2 separate regions of the Homo sapiens genome follow, and region 2 is linked to region 1. A link is a contact called in ENCODE Hi-C or POLR2A ChIA-PET data. All regions are on one chromosome and are shown on one strand. Each heading gives the region's core, a stretch centred on a gene start or an enhancer-like site at or near the end of the contact. The rest is flanking DNA. Distances are from core to core; before and after follow the strand shown.

Region 1 (6,967 bases), core at 2,358-4,857:
GAAAACAAAATAAAGAATCAACAATATTTTAACCAAAAAGTTAAAAAGATTACTTTAGTCTTCTATTAGTTCAGTTCATGCAGTTTACTCCTGTTCTCCTTGATATTCATGAATATTTCAGCTCTCCATGAGAGTATTGAAAGTTTTTTCCTCCATTGTAATGTCACAATCTCCAAAGTTATCAGAAACCTGCTTTTAAGGACACCTGTTAGAGTTCTATAGCTGATTATAAAACCACATTCTAAGGAGGAGCAAAACAAGACAACAATTGTCCATGGATGACAAAAAGTTTTATGGCAGTCATAGTCAAAAACACAATTGATAAGGAAATTTGTTACCTCTGTGGCACACAATAATTTAACATAACAATTATAATTATTACTGATAATGTACACTATTATAATTATTACTGATAATGTACACTTAGTCACATCAGAAACATAGAAGTTTCCCATAATTTTGGAACACATAGCAGTAACATATTTGTACAAATACAGCCTAAAGAAAAACAAATGTCATTTCATATTTGACAATGTTTCCTGTATAATTTGTATACGAAATAAGCCAAATTATATCATTTTTGGACTTTAGGGAAACTAATGTCTTAAAGGATCAGTTAGGTCAGAAAAAGACATGTTATAATTTTATTTTGGAAAGCTTGTCAAATATCAAAGGTTTAAAACACTTGATGTCACAGGTAATTGTACAATAAATCATTTATTTGACCAAAGTGATAACTCAAGAATTTCAAAAAAAAGGTAAAAACCTTCATTCTTTGAGAGAGGAGACTGAATTTTCCAAACAATAAGCCCTAATAAAAACAACATGAAGCCAATTAGATTTATTTTCCCAAATTTCATAAACAATCTGTAAAATTTTAATCTTAACAATAAGATATAACTTCCATAAGCCTTTCATAACTTTTATTTAGGAGGTGGTAAATGCTTCAAGAAAACCTTGTTAATCTGAAATGGGCCTATATGCTGGTATTGCATCAGTGTGCCTTTGACATTAATTATTTATTTATAGAGAAACTGAACTTACTTTATCTCTCAATATCAGCCCTTCCAATGTCACACTCCCACCTCTTCCTCAATAGTCTCTGGGACTTGAGGACTTGAATAGCTTTAACGTCTGTCTGTGTTTCAGGAATGCAGTTTATTTTGATTGGTGTCTTCTACCAGACCTGAAGATGGGGCTTTAATTACCATCAGTGTTTAAAATTTAGCAGGACTTTGTATTCTTTTTAGACACAGGAGTCGAAGCCCTGTAACTCAATTTCACAAGTACTTTAAAAGTGCATACAGACAGATACATGGATGTAATAACCTTAACTAAAAAAAAAGATTAATTTCAGTTTTTTTCCTAAGAAAACCAAACCATATTAATAATAATATGACAACTTGATTATTTAAAACTTTGGGGTTTCTAAAAACTAAATCCTCTTACTATAACTTACACAGACCATTCATGACATGCTTCAACTGTATGGTTTGTTCTGAACATCCCTCTTTCTTAAATAAGCAATCATTTTACTCTAGGACTAAATTTACCATACAGGAGATTCTTTTGTATATGAAATTATTTCTCGTAAAGCTTTCTTAGCAAGAAAAACCTATTTATTTTTATAACTTTCTTTACATCTCTTTTATTTCCTGGTTCCTTTTACCTTGTGTTTTTTGAGATGGAGTCTCGCTTTGTCGCCCAGGCTGGAGTGCAGTGGCGTGATCTCAGCTCACTGCAAGCTCCGCCTCCCAGGTTCAGGCCATTCTCCTGCCTCAGCCTCCCAGGTAGCTGGGACTACAGGCGCCCGCCACCACGCCTGGCTAAATTTTTTTGTATTTTTAGTAGAGACAGGGTTTCACCGTGTCAGCCAGGATGGTCTCGATCTCCTGACCTCGTGATCTGCCTGCCTCAGCCTCTCAAAGTGCTGGGATTACAGGCGTGAGCCACCGCACCCGGCCACTTTTACCTTGTTTTATACATGACCTTTAAGTAAGCTTTGAATTAGACAAAAATTGCTCACCTTTTTTTTACAGGACACACCTTTTTTTTTGAAAGAATGTTTTCCTACAAATATATTTTTATTGGAAAATACCCAAATAATAACATATCTATTATTTAACTTAATATAACTTTAGATTCTAAATTTTAACAAGTTTGTGTACAAATATTTATCCTATTACATTTACCTAATTATTTTATTTAAATGTTTACCTAGAGTGTTTATGAAAACTGTGATAGTTATCATTTAAGTTATGGATCTGTCATTGCAAAATTATAACTGAGACAGTGAAGAAAATTTGACTTAGCTGACTCCATCTTGCTTTTAACCTTCAAGCTATCCTTGTCCATTCCTTGGTGTAGACTGAACTAACTTTGGGAGGAATTTATAGTTTAGCTTTAAAAACAGGCAATAACAAACTTTACTGCCTGTGGACTAGACCGCCTAAAGCCACAAGATTAGAAGTTATGATAATCTTATTAAATTCAAGATGTAGCTATTTTTAATAAACCAATATTAATGTCTTATTTAATTAAAGATTACACAAGCAAAGATCATTCTGTTTTGGCCTGGATTTATAGTTTTGTAACCTCTATGCCAAATTTTGACACCTTGGAGTACTTGTCAGGGATAAGTATAAAATTGCTTGACTAATAAATGCTAACAAAAATGTATACTGTCAAATTCTTATGACATTTCTAATATTATTTTACCAATAATTTTAAAGCCAGCTTATTTATTAAAGATTTTACTTAAGTAATATGAAGTTGAAAAAGCATTTTACTAGTCTTTTGTTTAGTATCTGATTTTAATTCCTTTTTTGTTAAGCCAATTAATTACAGCTCTTTTATATATTTTTAGTAGTGAAACATTGTATACACAACACATAAATATATAGAAGTATTAGGCATGCCAGTAGAAGTACATCTTATAGATTCATAAAGACTTCTTTCTTTTCCTTTTTTAAAAAAACCTTACCCTAGGCCATTGTCAGCTAAATAGCCTTAAATTTGCATATTAAAGGAAACAACTCCTTTAATCAGATAACAAAATTTACGTCATAAGGTATGAAGAGAAAGTCTGGTGAGCTAGAGGAAAATTAAAACGGATTTAATGGCTGATTAAACATAAAATTATAGAAGTCTATTATAAAGGCCCTCAAATGTATACACATACACATATGCATATACACATACACACACGAAGATTCTATAGCTTTTACCTCAGTACTCTAGCCTTTTGATACATACACATTAGCCAGCTTGCAAAAATAAAAAAATTAAAAAAAGAATACCTGTTAGATCCAAACAGCTGTTTTTATCTCAGTAGAAAAGTAACAGCAGATTTAAAGCAGGCAGAAATGAAAATGGAGATAAAGGGAACCTAGGAACTCTATAGTTTGCAGGTTGACCTCAGGGCACTTTTTCATTAATGTAAATGTACACAAAGACCATATTACTTTCATTTTATTCTGGCAAGTAGAAGTGCCATAAAACCTACATAGTGCTTGAAAGCAGGTCATTCTCCTTGTTTTCTCCTAATTCTTAGATTATCTGTTTCCTGCTTTTCTTTTTTTTTTTTTTTGGTCTTAAAAGGAGGAAATGAGCTGTGGCCTGGGGTTTTTGTGTGGTGGATTGATGCATGCTGCTTGTAGGCAGGACTCCATAGTGTGTCACCACTGAATTGTTTCCACCCCTTATGTGTCTCAGTTTCTCTCTCTTTTGAGACCTCTGAGAGGGCTCAAAATGCCGGGTGATCAGCCCTTATATGTGTTTCCTGGATGAGCCATTTTTAAAATTAATTTTTGTTGGGGATTTTCCTGCAGGGCCATTGCATGTCATAGGGGTCAACCCCTCAGACACTCTCACGAAGGCCCCCGTCACCCATGGGTGCCTTTCGGCTGGGAGGCCTTTTCTTTTCAGAACTGAGAAAACTCTGTCTCTTATTTACCTATGAAAACAACAGTTCAGTTCCTCATGCAAATGCACACAGACGAACCGAATTGAGATTATTTTGGGAGAAAAAGCAATAAAGAAAACCCTTTAGAATGCGTCTCCGAACTAGAATTAGGATCCTTAAGCAAATAACTTCCTAGGCAAGAAAGGAAATAAAGACAGCCAAGACCAGGTCCTGTAAACTGTATTCAGCTGCTTGTAAATTTGTAGCTGTCATTCGACATTATACACACCAACATCAAATCCTCTCACAGTGCAAGGTTATCTCTGGTATTCCCAAATCCATAGAGGTCAGGTCATGCAATACAGGAAAACAGAGCTTTAGACCAAAGAAGAATCTGCCCATGGCTCTTAAAACTCCCCAAAGAAAACAGAACACCCAAAAGGCCAAAAGGGGTGAGTGGCACCTTTGTTTTGAATTCTTTAAAGGAGTTCAAGTCATTAGAAGCCTTCTCTAGATTTTTTTGGTATTGCAGGAAGCAAACATAAAAACCAAGTGCACGTTTTTTTTGTTGTTGTTTTTTGTTTTTTTAATTCTCTTTTGCAGCTGTAAGGAATTTGGGCCAGATTAGAGAAACCTTGTTACCTATAATTTTGAATTCTTACTCTTATTTGACCAAGTCAGGTAGAGTTGATCAAATCTGATGGGAGAAAGACCAGAACAACCAACAACAACAACAACAACAACAACAACAACAAAACTCCAACAATATGATCAATGAGTGCTCTAATGGTAAGGAGAAATTAAGACCAGCTGGTTGTTAAACTTTAGTCAAGACAAAAACTCCCATGCGGCTGCTTACCTAGGGATGGGTCTCAGGCTGAAGAATGCTTTCTACCATTCTAGAAGTAGGAAAAAACTCATCTTCCCTGCTGGGAGCGAGCTCAAACTCCATAAAGGAGTTACCTGCCTTCCATCGTCGTCGTCATCGTCATGGAAACAGGAAATCTTGTCTTCCTGGTTGAAAGCCAGTAAAACTCCAAAAAATGGAGTTGTACAGCAAAATAAACTTTAGATCTCGACCAAATTTGGGGAGATAAGGGATTCTCTGGAGGTGCTGCTCCCAGACCTCAGCAAATTGTCCTGTTGTTTTGAGCCATAGAGTTAGCTGATGTTGGCACCAAGCACTGAAAGGAGATTTGTCAGATGTAAACCCTGAAAATCTGAGACAGGTCTCAGTTAATTTAGATAGTTTAGTTTGCCAAGGTTGAGGACACACACCTATGACACAGCCCCTGGAAGTCCTGACAACATGTGTCTAAGGTGGTCAGAGCAGAGCTTGGTTTTATACATTTTAGGGAGGATGAGACATCAATTGACACATGTAAAATGAACACTGATTTGGTCCAGAAAGGCGGGACAATTTGAAGCAAAAAAGCTGGACAACTCAAAGTGGGGACAGGCTTCAGGGCACAGGTAGCTGAGAGACAAACAGTCACATTCTTTTGAGTTTCTGATTAGCCTCTCCAAAGAAGGCAATCAGATATGCATTTATCTCAGTGAGCAGAGGGATGACTTTGAATAGAATGGGAGGCAGGTATGCCCTAAACAGTTCTCAGCTTGAATTTTCCCTTTAGCTTAGTGATTTTGGGGGCCCAAGATATTTTCCTTTCACAGTGATAATGTTCCATCAGTCTGTCCTTTCCTATTCTAAAACTTGGTGGTCTGGTGAAGAAGTTTACCTGTGTCCTATCTACATCCATCGTCATATTATGCTCTTTGACTTTACCTTATTTCATCTGTTCAGACTAAACAGTCATAAGTATTTGCTCCTATAGAAGCAACTTTGTCTCCTATGCTACTTTAGTATTCTCCTTTGATCCGCTCCAGATTTGTTAAGTCATCTTTAAAGTTTCTTCACCCAGAACTTCTTTTGACTTCCTTTGAGACAATGTGGATACTAAAGAAACTAAGCTAGACAACCTGCCTGTTTCACAATTTCCTTCCTTTCTGAAAAATAACTGGTGTTTTATTGATTCTTTTGACCAAATAATACCCTATACTGATGTTTTGAAGGCCTAATTATGCTCCTGTCTTTGCTAGTTACAGTCTTTGTCTTATTAATAGCGTATGGATTATTTTTCCCTCAATAGGTTATGTTGCTTTTTTCCCAGTTGAACCTTATTTATTATTTTGAGGCCCGGCTGCATTGCCCAATCTGCAAATACTGTTCTTGCTACCTCTTGGGCACCACCACACTCTCAAGTACAATATAAGACAGGAGGAACAGAACACACTGCTTCCATCAAAGTAAATCATGCTTTTTCATCTTCTTCCTACTTCATGCTCAGGAACATAAATCTCAGTAGAATCTCTAGAGGGCCTATCCCATAATGTAAGCTCTAGGGCTTAACCACTGATATGTACAAGGTTAGTAAATGAAGCCTATGGTTCTGCGACCAGACTGGGGATGTTATCTGGGTGGCTTTGACCCCAGTACATCAGACTCATGAGTCATAGATGACCCCTATTCTTATGCTGAATGCGCCACTGTCCTCAAGGTAAAAACTATCTCCACTAGAGAGTAGGAGGGAGAATACCTATAGCCAATGTGCTTTCCTTCCTGTGAGGCTGTTTGTTATTGATGCCACTCAGATGTGTTTTCTATCTTTACCCAAACATTCTGACATCATATTCTTTGTAACTATTTCCTTCATTTCCTATTCAACATATTTCTGTAAGGTCAGTAAAAAGATAAGATTCAGTTCTGTAATCTATATTATATCCTTAAATACAGTTTGTTTTTTTAAGTAAATGGAACATGAATTCAGTGACAAGTCAGAAAGAAGACATGCTCAAATCAATTGGCCCATGTTTAGCAAAAATAATTTGGCAGAGCACCTACATTGGTCATAAGGCCTTCATTAATTTAATAAATATTTATTTAGTCCTTAATATGTTCCAATCACTTTTATATTTGAACAGGCCAATGTGGTACCTCATTCTTTTGGAGGCTTACAAACTACCAGAAAAGAAAAACAGTAAACTAGTAAATCTAATTATATA
Region 2 (6,967 bases), core at 1,359-3,858, 37 kb before region 1:
AACCAACCACCTTTTTTACTTAATTCATCACAAAAATTCCTGTCTTTCTTACCATGGGCTTCAATTCTCATTTAAATGACTGTTCATCTAACATTTGCAGTTGAACATAGTAGTAGCAACTCTATTTATTTATTTAAGACATGGTCTCCCTTTGTTGCTCAGGCTGGAGAGCAGTGGCACCATCTCAGTTCACTGCAGCCTTGACCTCACAGGCTCAAGCGATGATCCTTTCATCTCAGCCTCCTGAGTAGTTGAGACTACAGGCATGAGCCACCACGCCCAGCTTGGTAGCAACTTTTATACAAGGTCACAGCACCGAAAAGCAAAGATAACTGAGTATAAAGTACTTCCTGATCCAGTACTAATGAAGATGGGTGGGGGCAGAGGGTGGTGGCACTGCCTGGATTAAGTTTGTTTTAAAGTTCTCTCACATGATACTATATCCTCTTAGCCAAAAATTGTAAATTTCCTTTTTATTTTTATTTTTGTAGAGATGGGGGGTCTCTCTATTTTGCCCAGGCTAGTTTCAAACTCCGGGGCTCCAGGTATCCTCCTGCCTTGGCCTCCCAAAATGCTGGGATTACAGATGTGAGCCACCATGACTGGCCTGTAAATTTCTTCATATGGCCAGAGAAAGAAATATCAACTGGGAATATTTTAACCAGCTTCACATACTTTAAGCACTATATGGTCTTTGTTAATATCATTTTCCTCTTCTATATTGATGATGTTTGAAAACAAAGTGAACAGGCAATTAATCAAACAAAAAGACCTACAATGCCTTTCAGGGTCCACTGTGCTATCAAGTAAATAAATATTTTTGGAATAGCAGATTATTACACTGTAATGAGTTTAGCCTGAGAATACCATAGCCATTTAGAGTAGTTGGGGCTACAGGTATGAGCTGCTGCGCCCATCTTAGTAGCAACTTTTATAGAAGGTCACAGATAACGCCAAAACGCTAGCATCTGCTAGTGTGCACTGTATGCATGAGAGTCAGAGAAATTATTCCAGAAGAAAGACGAAAGGGGTGAAAGCTCTATTTAACTGCTCCCATTGCTTGATCCAGACACTTCTGACAGTCTGTTTTTACAGACATGGCAAAACAACACTTGGAAGTCATTTGAGAAAATATTCCTGGTATCACAGAGGTAGGCAAAAGGACAATTGATATCTGTTGAATATTTATGTTCATATTGATTAACTCTTTGAGGTTGCAGAAAGAATGAGTCTTCCTCCTCACTAGGCAAAGAGAAGACTGTTACAGAAGAGAGCATCTGACATGCAAAGCATAACACCGATAAGCGTGGCCAGGCCCAAGAGCAAGACTCAAACTTATTCTTTTTCTTAAAGAATCTAACCGCAGCCATGTTTTTCATTGTTATTTTAAGTGTGGGAGGGAACCCCTGCCTTGTTCTTTTTGAAAATCCTGATGCTTTGATAAAATAGTTTCTAAAATATTTCCTATCTACCTGCCCTGCTCTGTTCTGGCTATAATTACTAGGCTAGCCAAAAATAAACTCTCCCAAGTGTTACATCTAGTTGATTGTTGATTTCCTAGAGGGGGAAAAAATAAACTGTAGTAATTAATCATGGAAGCTTCTCTTTAAAAGAATGTTTACGTCATGGCTCAAGGCTCAAACTAGACCGGGTTTCTTATACTGCATATATTTTTGTTTTGTTCATTTTCTTCCTCTTTCCTCCCACCAAAAAACAAACAAACAAACAAACAAAGCAAAAAAAAACTGGAATCTGGTTTAAAGGGTCAAATGAGAGTTTTAGGTAGAAATACAAACTCTTGTTTCTTAATTCCACATTATATGTGGTTACTGTTTTGAGCTGGTGAAATTTGTTGAACACTTAGAATAGTCATCCAAGAACCAGGGGGGACAGAATTTTAAACCAAATAGTCAGTGATTTAGATATAGTTTTAAATTTTTAAAGCTTATTTGACTTTACAGTTCCATTGAATGTAGGATGCTCCATTCTTTTGAAGACATAGGACAATTTGTTTGTTTCTGGACCAGACAAATTTGGATTTCCTAGACCACCGAATAATAATAATAATAATTGCTAACATGTACTTAACTTGCACAAGGTGCAGTAACATGAATATCATGTGGATTGTCTTATGCAGCTCTCCAAATAATGCTGTAAGGTAGCATTGTGGAAACTGAAACCCCTAAAAGTTAACTTGGTGGTAGCTTGTAATTGAGAAATAGAATGTAAACCAAGGTGGTTATACTTAATGCCCTGTGCTCTTAAAACAGTATCATGCTGCCTCCTTGGAGGAATCCTTAATTCAAGTAGGAAGATTTTTCCTTATTACATCTTTGCGACTAAGTTACTGTTTTTATGACTTTAGGCAAATCAATTGAACTGAGCAAGGAAGGTCTTGATTCAATGATTTCTCAAGTCCTTTTTCCTTTTTTTTTTTTTTGTCAAGGGAGTGTCCTCTAGCTGAGTGAAGTCATTTTTCCTTGAATGACTGACAGAATGGCTTTGGTTCACCTGTAATTCACAGTTTAGCTGATCCAGTGTACTGTAAAGTCTGTTTCACTCCACCAGCCAACAAGGAGCAGGCGGCCGTGGTTTTCTCATGTTCTGGGGGAAGCTGTTTGTCAGTGTTAACCTGGCTAACTTTGGACAGCTGCAACAACAACATCTATCCCTTGGCATATGGTGTGTTTAGATGCTAAACACTGCCTCATCTGTGAGTACTTCAGTTTTTGTTTTTCACACGAGCCGGGTGAATATAAAAATAGAGGTAAATAAAAAGAAATAACTGAATCAGCAACCTGGAATTTTCTCTCCTCTGATTAAAGACTGTTGTTAACTGAAAATGCTCCACTAGTTGTTTGAGGGTTTAAGACAGAAAAAGTGGGATGGAGGTGTTTGATAATTTGGTTGCTATGCAACCACTTTACAATTATGTAAGCTCCTACCATATGAGGTGATACAGAAAGGGTGGTAGAGTATGCTGACGCAGTGAGCACACAGAAGACTTTTTTCATGTGACAGAGCCAGAGTCTGAGATCTGCAGTTGCAGAATATTTAGGTAAGAAGTAAATGTCACAAATTATAAAGGCCTTTATTTATAGCAAGAATATGGGATTTCTATTACAGAGTTGGATGAGCAAAAGCTCACCAGAAACAGTATTAGTTTCAAGGAAGGAAGACACACACATCTGTCCTTTGAATCAGGACTTACTCTAACCAAAATTCAGGAAAGATTTTTTAAAAAAGGAAACTAAGAATATGGTATACTTTATTATTATTTAATTAGCCTTGCCCAGTTGAATCTTTTTCAGTAATATTGTAAGGTAGGTGGTACTATTATCCTTATATAAATGCAAAAACGTAGGCTTAAGCGACATTCAGTAATTTGCTCAACATCATATAGTTGGGAGTAAATCTGGGCTGTGAACACAAAACTTTTAGTTCAAGTCCAGTATTGTTCTCATTACATTATGCTTCACAGATGATCATGTACCCTCAGTGTTTCTTTCATATTATACGTTCTATCTTTTATGAAATCCACTGATCTGTTGAAAATCTTATTTTTATTTGTTTTTGCTAGATATCAAGGGTTTATCTCTGACCCTTCCTGGTGGGTTTACTGAATTTCAGAAAAGGCTACCTAATTGATTTTATTGCATATGTTGTAATTTATTGCGTATGTCATTTACTCAAATATGCAATTTATTGCATATATCATTTTAACGTTAACTGAAAGAGAGAAAGTGTGCATAGTCTAAGAAACAAGACAATTGCAAGTTATTCAAAGTGGTCTTTACAATTTAGCCAGCCAAAATCTCTGACTCATGGATCTAATGCCAAGATGACAGCCTCACTGAGGAAGTTTCTTGGTGCGTCTGTTTACAGCTTGGCCAAAGGGCAAGTGGACACTTCTTTTCGAAGGGGTGGTATTATGCTCTCTGGATTTAGAAAAGATTAGTTAACATCATAAAGCTAGAGTTAGATCAGCATGATGTTATGTAAAACATAGTGTTCCCTAATCTTGAGTCACAATAAAGATTAGGTTTGTGTGTTAGGATGATGGTTTATCACATTGTGTAATGTCTGTATGGCTTTCACATATCCCGTATCCATTCATTCTCATTATGATCAATGAAGTAAACAGGGCATATTTATTCACTTCATTTTTGCAGATAATTGAAGTAATTAAAGGAAAGGAAGCTTAGGGACATTAAATGACTTACCTGAGGTCCCATCTGGGCAAGATGGCAAGCCAGGCATCAGCTTTATCCTCTAAATAAAGTTCCAGTCTTTTTTCTTGTCCCTTTGCTGTTAGAATCACTGGTGGCCTTACCACTAACCTTCCTTCTCCTCACTCCTTATCTTCAACTTACTTCTTGCGGGTACTCTTTGTACTTTTGTCATGGGGAACCAGGGCCACTGAAACTAAATTTGTAATTACATGAAGTTAGATTAGGTTGGTTAGATCTTAAAATTGAACTATATGCAAATAAACATGGGGTTCTGTGTCAATTTCAAACACTTGAATGTGGCTTTCAGAAAAATCTTGGATGAGAACTCTAATGTAGAACTCAAAGGAATTACAATGTAATTATTTCATAATTGTCCAGCTGAATTCAACAAACCACATACTAGTGCTAATTTATGCATAAATCACAGTATTAGATACTGTGGGAGACAAAATAAATAAATAACATATTGTCTCTGCTCCTTGGTGGCTTATTAATCATGGGAAAAAGAAGCACATTCTTTACTTTCTATTCTTTGTTCCCTCCCTTGTTGCATTAAGGATTCAAGAAACTCACCATAATAAGCTTTAGTAAAACAAGGTCCCAGGTGCTCTGGCCTTCTTACGTTTTACCTCCCCCTCTTCTTTTAAATAACCAAATACAGTATTTTGTGTCACCAAGCTACATTTGGCTATAGGAAATTTAGCTTTCTCCTCACCCCTAATATTTCTGAGAATTCTCAGGAAATATTTAAATGTCATGATGAGCACCTCTCAGTTCCACTTCTTACTCAAGAAGTTCCTCTTCTTGCTCAATATTCTTTTCATAATCACTTCAGACTCTCTCTCTTCATTGCTTTCTGTACAGGATGTTCCAAAGCTCTTTAATTCACTTTATTATAAAACAGTGCCAACACAGTCCTGATGTATCTGCTGAATCAGCTCTATATTGCCACAATAATGACATGTAGCCAGCAACCACAAAACCTTAGTGGCACACAACAATATATGCTTTTTCCTTGTGTGTCTTGGGTGGTCAGCTTTGTGGCTTTGCTGATCTCTTTTGGGCTTGCTGTCATGTCTAGGAGTCAACTGGCTGTCATCTGATTTAGTAATAGCATTGTGGCAACTAGGGAGGCTCAGCTGTGCTTTCCATGTCTCTTGTTTTCTAGCAGGCTAGCTGGTGCATGTTCTCATGGCAGAGGAAGAGGGCAAGCACAGGCATGCACACTCGCATGAGTGCTTTTCAAGATCTGCTGTATCCCATCACCTAGTCTCCCATTGCCAGAATGCTGGCAGACCCCAGCATCAGAATAAAAGGACACTTCAAATTCACATGGAAAAGGCTATGGAGTGAAAGATAAATTTAGGAAGATAACAAGTATCTAAAGATATTGAGGGGACCGTGTTCCTGCCATTTTGAAAAATCTACCACATACTGAGAAAAAGTGAGAATTACTTTAGGAAGGCAGTTACCACCTAAATAACTAGAGTTTATAGTTTCCAAAAAGCAATTGTTCACTGGTGATCTGAAATGTAATACAGATGAGATAAAATGTTTTTTTTCCATTTTGGAAAATGCCTAAAGGACTTTTTTGGACTTAAAACGTAACTCTAATACAATATGTTTATTTCCAATGTCTAAAATATCAGAAGAGATGACTTTTTTTCCCTTCTTTTACTTTCTTTTCCTTTGTTTTTGTTATTGTTGTTTTCTAAAATGTCAGCTGAGAATTTGATATGAGAATGAATATTAATTATGTTCCATTAAGTTTACTAAACTTTTTGACAGAATGTTGAAATTGCAGATTGGATATATGTAGGAAAATACATGTAATTTGTGGTTCCAAATATCCAGTTATATTTAGGAAATGTCCACAGAAAACAAAATTAAAGTACATTTAGGGAAAAATATTTAAAAATTTTCTAAAACACTATTTTCCTCTTTAGTAAAAAAGATATATGTCCCTTTTCTTGTCACTAGAAAAAAAGGTTTCTATCATTACTTGTACCTAAAAAAATACATCAGTTCCAGCATCTCCTTTTATTCTTTTTTTTTTGCTTTAAAAATCTGTTGCTCAATAAAATAGATATACTAGTCATGGCATTTATATAAATAATAGAATCAGAATATTTTCTACCCTTAATTTTATTGAAGTGAATTTTGATTTGAAAAAATAATTTAAAGATCAGAGCATAAAACCAAACCCAATCTAATTTATTTATTCCTTTTAATAGGTTTTGGAAGTTTTGTAATGTTAAAAAAAATCAGGAGTGGGACAAGAAAATAATTTACTCTAACAGGAGAGATCAAGTTATAGCAATGGTGTCCCAGGTTGCCCTGTAGTTATTAACGTATCCTGAGCATCATTAGAGTCTATTTAATTTTGAAAACGCTTTAGATTTTTGTTGTAAAATATGAAATAAGGCAGTGGACATCTTTATGTACCAAGTGATAGGCACTACTAGTGACTTCTATTTTTTAGACTTTTTAAAATAGATCCATTTTACCTTTACTGTAGAAAATTTAGAAAAAAAAAAAAACAGGAAGAAAGAAGAAAATGAACAATCTCCTGGGCTGGTTGCAGTGGCCCATGCATGTAATCCCAGCACTTTGGGAGGCCAAGGCAGGAGGATCTCTGGAGGCCAGGAGTACAAGACCAGCCTGGGAGACAGAGTATGACACCTGTGTCTTCTAAATAAATAAATAATCTCCCAGAATTCCACATCAGGGAGCAG

What was found. Hi-C counts contacts between places; a loop is a spot of excess contacts on that map. ChIA-PET counts read pairs that join two places held with the same protein, here RNA polymerase II (POLR2A). Pooled maps may share reads with other maps.
Region 2: a loop to region 1 is called in a map of B cell, with 4 times the contacts of the local background. The contact joins the promoter of LINC02471 here to the enhancer-like site in region 1. A Hi-C loop is called at or near these places in 6 of 168 maps with a recorded cell type or tissue (B cell, CD14-positive monocyte, GM12878 and 3 more), 37 of 37 single-sample maps with no recorded cell type and 13 of 50 pooled maps. POLR2A ChIA-PET finds 5 or more read pairs at or near these places in 9 of 52 experiments (A673, B cell, CD4-positive, alpha-beta memory T cell and 6 more).

The regions. Positions count from the first base shown.
Region 1 is chr12:40,189,209-40,196,175 of GRCh38, forward strand. All of the region lies in intron 1 of LRRK2-DT (LRRK2 divergent transcript), which reads right to left. Among named protein-coding and RNA genes, the nearest start is that of LRRK2-DT, 31 kb to the right of the region's middle. Within about 2 kb of position 3,608, at least 4 of the 41 ENCODE cell types and tissues checked have a DNase peak (open chromatin) inside an H3K27ac peak, as active enhancers do; they include B cell, CD14-positive monocyte, GM12878 and 1 more, where a contact is called at or near this core.
Region 2 is chr12:40,153,631-40,160,597 of GRCh38, forward strand. It overlaps LINC02471 (long intergenic non-protein coding RNA 2471), which reads left to right and starts at 2,609. Exons shown (of 2, transcript NR_146526.1): 1 at 2,609-2,713. LRRK2-DT (LRRK2 divergent transcript) reads right to left here. Exons shown (of 9, transcript NR_186757.1): 5 at 4,948-5,088; 6 at 4,224-4,425.